Linked DNA regions of Homo sapiens: region 1 is linked to region 2. Evidence: chromatin loops called from intact Hi-C (ENCODE). Cell type or tissue: heart left ventricle. All regions are shown on one strand. Region 1 overlaps SH3BP2 (SH3 domain binding protein 2). Region 2 overlaps ADD1 (adducin 1).

Evidence for each region. Hi-C counts contacts between places; a loop is a spot of excess contacts. Peaks named below come from ENCODE experiments on the same cell type or tissue, not always from the same donor. Only the 100,000 strongest peaks of a DNase experiment are listed, where the experiment ranks them.
Region 1: a loop joins it to region 2, with 1.8 times the contacts of the local background. A loop is called at or near these places in 8 of 110 quality-filtered maps.

The regions. Positions count from the first base shown.
Region 1 is chr4:2,799,454-2,801,953 of GRCh38, forward strand. The region is part of intron 1 of SH3BP2 (SH3 domain binding protein 2); the gene reads left to right. Among named protein-coding and RNA genes, the nearest start is that of SH3BP2, 7.6 kb to the left of the region's middle. RefSeq lists an enhancer at 1,797-1,846. In heart left ventricle, a CTCF peak has its summit at 951; DNase peaks (open chromatin) are centred at 188, 698, 928 and 1,768; H3K4me3 peaks cover 1,953 bases; H3K27ac peaks cover 2,399 bases.
Region 2 is chr4:2,867,092-2,869,591 of GRCh38, forward strand. The region is part of intron 1 of ADD1 (adducin 1); the gene reads left to right. Among named protein-coding and RNA genes, the nearest start is that of ADD1, 24 kb to the left of the region's middle. In heart left ventricle, no CTCF peak of the experiment used is centred here; a DNase peak (open chromatin) is centred at 1,244; H3K4me3 peaks cover 2,020 bases; H3K27ac peaks cover 2,500 bases.

The DNA of each region.
Region 1 (2,500 bases), 68 kb before region 2:
AGGATGTGACCAGGAGGGTGATGTTTTGTGGTCGGGGTGGCTGTGCCTGCCTCTGGGGCAGGAAGTTGCTGGGGAAGGAAGAAGATTGAGAAAGGACCCCCAACCCCCACCTCTGCAGAGGATCTAGCGGGCCTTGCCCCATGCCAGGGTTCCTGCCGGCTGGCATCAAGGGGACAGCTATTCCAGGGCTGGTGTCCTGAGAAGCAGGGGGGACCCACTTGGGACCCAGGCCCCCTCGAAGACCTACCCAGAGCCACCCTTGCGGCAGGCAGGGTCCTGGCCCTTCCAGTACGAAGCTGGGAAAAGGCAGCACCAAAGATGCCAGGGGCGCCTCACGGATCCCCCCGGGGGGGCCTCCTTGAGGGGGAGCAGGAGGAGGGGCCAGGCTGAGGGCTCAGGCTGTGTGAAAGACACCCTGGTTTTGAAAAGGGAGAGGGGCTAGAGAGGTGGGGCCCGAGGGCCTGGTGGGGCTTCCAGCAGGGGCTGGCTTATGTTTTCAAGCTTACTCTGGGGTCTGGAGACCACTGCCGAACATACGCCCTCCAAGCAGTGGCCACAAGAAGACCATGAGGAGCTCGGGCGGGGTCTGGGGAAAGGGTGGGGGCTGCCACAGACAGAAGTGGGTTCGTCGAGGCTGCAGAAGGCTGGGTGGGAGTGGAGGAGGTGACGTGACCAGGATGGGGTCGGTGACCCCTGCACAGGGGCTACAGGGGATGAAAGGGGAGGGAGCAGCAGACTGCTGAGATTGGGGTGGCATTGGCCCTGGTGGGACTGACTGTCCCCGGCTCAGTCTCCCTCCTCCTTGGCTGGCTTTTCTGGCAGACAGTGGCATGGTCCAGAGCTGCCTCCCTGGGGAGGGAAAGGGCATCCCCAAGTCACTCCTGAGGCTGTGTCCCCAGAGTGTCCACCGGGCTGTGCCACCTCCCTGTCTGATGCAGCCTGCCCCTGCCTGAGCTGCCCGAGCCTGCCCCGTGGCTGCTTCCCAGCCAGGAGGAGGCCCTAGGGGCAGACACCGGCGGGCTTGCTTACAGGCCCTGCTGACTCCAGAGTCTTACTGCCACCCGAGCAGTACGTGGAGGTGCTTGTCCTGTGACCGCCCCCCCCCCGGGCTGATGACGGGCCAGGTGGCACTTCACCTGGGGGCTCTGGGGAGGCTGTCTCGGGCTCCCGTGCCAGGGGTGGGTGCAGGGAGGCTGGGCAGGCAGGAGAGCTCAGGCCTCGGCTCCCACGGGTCTGGGGCTGTGGTGGTTGGGGACCCTAACTAGAGCCATTCACCCCTCTGAGGAAGGACCTGGCCTGGAGCGCCATCCCCAGGGAGCAGTAAGGGCATTGGGGGTGTCTTGGGGTGACCTGGCCGGGGGCAGAAGGCCAGGCGGGAGTTTGCAGGTGGGGAACGGCTGGAGGAACTCGTGGAACAGCCTGAGAGGTGTCCGGCGAGGTAGGGCATGGGTGGCCTTGAGCCCTGAGGCTGAGCGGAGCTGTCTTTGAGAGCCACCTCTGCTGAGGCTGCAGCAGAAAGGCTGTGACAGGCTGGCTCCGAGGGAGGAAGGAGCTGGGCTGTGGGCGGCCTGGCCTTGGGAAGGGGGCTGGACAGTTGCATGGTTGGGGGCGGAGAGGAGGAGACCCTGATCCAGACTCCACCCCTGCCTGTCTTGACCGCGGAGGACCGGGGCCCAGACTGCAGGGGTGCAGAGAGGCTGCGGCAGAGGCTGGGGGCTGGGCTCCTTTCCCGGCAGGCCGGGCCCACCGCCAGACCCTTGTCCTCACTGGGCCTCTCTGAACAGTGGAGCGTTGTGAGGGGCCTGGGAACGTTCAGGTCACCCAGGCCCCCTCTGGGCCACGCTGAGGGTGAGGACAGGAGCCAGCGGGCATGAGTCATCCTGTCCCCTGCCCGGGCCCCGAGGCTCTGGGGTTCCCAGGCTGAGGAGGAACACACAGCTCTCGGTTCCCCAACCCGGGGTCTGGCCCACTCCTTCTTCCTTCTTTTTGCCTCTCTGTCAGCACCTCTTCCTGTTGCCTCCCTCTTGCTCCTGGGCCTGCCTGCATCTCCCTTCCCCTGTCCGGCCAGAGACCCCGGCCTGGGAGTGGCTGTGGCCTGCTCTCCCACCCCGATGCCTGCTGCAGCCCCAGCAGAGGGGCTGGCCTGTCGCCTTGAGCCCACCTGTGCTGGCCTGTGAGTGGCCCCAGGAGGAAGCCAGCGCAAGGACAAGACCCAGCCTAGACAGGAAACCTCCTGAGGCCAACCTAAAATTTACTAAGGAATAAAAAATGACAAGAAGCAGAAGGCAAGGGAATAGAATAATAAACCCAGAGAGTAAAAACGAACAACATCCGGGAAAAAAACCCATGTTAGAAAACAGTTTAAAAATATTAGCCAGGCGTGGTGGCTCATGCCTGTAATCCCAGCACTTTGGGAGGCCAAGGCGGGTGGATTAGTTGAGGTCAGGAGTTCAAGACCAGCCTGACCACCGTGGTGAAACCCCGGCTCTACTAAAAATAC
Region 2 (2,500 bases):
ACCCACAAAAACACTGAGTCAGTCTTGATCTGCACATGGAGGAATCTTGCAGGGTGGTTGGAATTAACGAGTGTGTGTGAGAACATTGTTCTCTGCAGTGGTCTTTATAGGGTCTTTAGACAATTCGTGGTCACTTTTCTGGATCCCTTGCATTTTCTAGCTGCATTTTCCTCAACTGGGTTTGGGAAAAATTAGGTCTGGAGTTTGGGATGGGGAGCTGTTTTTACTTTACAGGTGAGGTAACTCCATACGTGTTGAAGTTTTATAGGAGTATGAGTGGAACCAACCTCTGATTTTTGGCTCAGTACTGACCCTTGGACTGGAGAGTCCTGTTGTCAGCAACAAGAACACAGTTTAATGAGAAGCAATTAAGAGTGCGGTCTCCAAACCATAGTCTTAATTTCAGATTCTTGCTTCTCCACTTACTGCCTACTAAACCTTAAGCAAGTAACTGGAATATCTCTCATAACATACCATAGGATTAATTAATGCTGTAGTTAAAAGAAAAACAACACCAGCTATGTAATTGTATAAAAGACTTAATAAAATGTGGATGATTTAGGCTGGGAAGCCGTTAACTAACCATTCATCATAAAAGGGAGGAAGCAAGAGGACCCACTTGAGTAGGCTGGGACAAATTGCTGTGGTTCAGTTTTACTTTTTGCTTTTGTTTCTAATTGGAGCTGTTTTGAGACATCCTGATTGTCAGAGAGAATGTGGATTAGAGGGAGGAGGAGGAGCTCTGGAGTCAGGCAGCCCGAGTTCAGACTCCAGCAACCCCATTACTGGCTGCTTAACTGTGTTGTGCCTTATCTGCAGAAAAAATGAGTTAAAACACACATAGTGAGCAGTGATAACTGTAGCTGTGATTATTTGAAAGGGGCCTTTTGAGCAGCTGCTTCTGCAAGAGGACATCCGGAGACACAGGAATAGAAATGATCCGATCAGAGTAATTAAAGGCTTTTAACTGAGCTCTGAGGTCCCAAACAGGGCACACTCCGTCAGCCTAAAGCTGTGAAGAAGAACCTTCAACATAAGGTGGGTGTTCTCTTTTAGGGTGGTGGAGAACTGTGTCATTAGGCTAGTACTGTAAGCAGTGGGGGGTTAGAGCTTAACTACGGTTGTGTTTGGGAGATAGCGCCAGATGTTGGGCTCCCTCCTGCCAGTAGATTACAGGGATTTCCTTTGCATTGGCTGGTGCTGCAGCCTTCCAGTATTGCAGGTTTCCAAGTGTTTGTAATGAATTTCTGGCCAGGGCGTCCATGTCTCTTGGTGCTGGCCAGGGTGTGTGCTGACGGCTGCACTGTTCCCAGCCCTCTGCCTGGATTTAGTCTTCAGTGTCGGAGCCCCCAAGTCTGTTTACAATCTTGTTACTCTTTCCAGCGAACTCTCCACCTTCTGTTTCACTGCGTATTTCCTGACGATGCAGTTTCATTTTGGATGCAGACCTCTTGGAGCCCTTTGTCCCAGGGAAGTTAGATGTCCCTTGTGGCAAATACCCTCCTTCGGGAATAAACAGTCTCATTTGAGCCCCTGCTATGTATGACACACTCCCCCAGGGCCCTTGTACAAACATGAGTTAGAAATGTATTGTCCCTGTATTTCACAGGCCCACAGACCAGTGATGGAGCAAGTATGTACCCAGATAATTTATCCGCATATGATTTGGTCCTGTTTGAAAGTGGCCATGGGAGAGGTGGGAATGGTGTATGTTGACACACAGGAGTCCAGGTGCCAGGCTTGGGGCGTGGGGAACCTTCATAGAGCGGGAAGCATTCGAGTTGGATATTGAGAATGAGTGGGGGCTGAAAGGTTTAGAATAGAGAGAATAGTTAAATTAGGTCATTAAAAATATGTGGAACACCTGCTGGGTGCCAGGTACTGCATGTGAAATCAGACGACGGTTGACTGCGCTCACTCTGCTGTGTTTTCTGTGCTACTCCCTAAAGCTCAGTAGATGTTTATTCACCAGGTGACTGCTGCCTTCCCCAAGCCACCTGGCAGTCACGTTTTACCTCTGAAATCATCTCAGTGAAGCTTTCCTGACAGCCCCTCTCTATGAGTTTCCTAGAGCTGCTGTAACAAAGTGCCACAGACCAGGGGCTTAAACAACAGTAATGTGTCATCTCACAGTTCTGGAGGCTAGAAGTCTAAGATCAGGGTGTGGGCAGGGCTGGTTCCTCCCGAGGCTGTGAGGGAGAATGGGCCCCATCCTAGCTCGGTAGTCGGCAGTCCTTGGCGTTTCTTGGCTTGAGGAAGCACTGCGTCCACCTCTGCCTTCATCTACACTTAGTTCTCCCTGTGCGTGTCTCTTTGTCCGCATTTTCCGTTTTATAAGGACATAAGTCATTTTGGATTAGGTCTGCCTTGTGGACCCCATCTTAACTAATTACATCTGTAGCGACCCTATTTCCAAATAAGGGCATATTCTGAGGAACTGGGGGTTAGGGCTTCAACATGTGAATTTTGGGGAGTGGACACAGTCCAACTCATAATATCC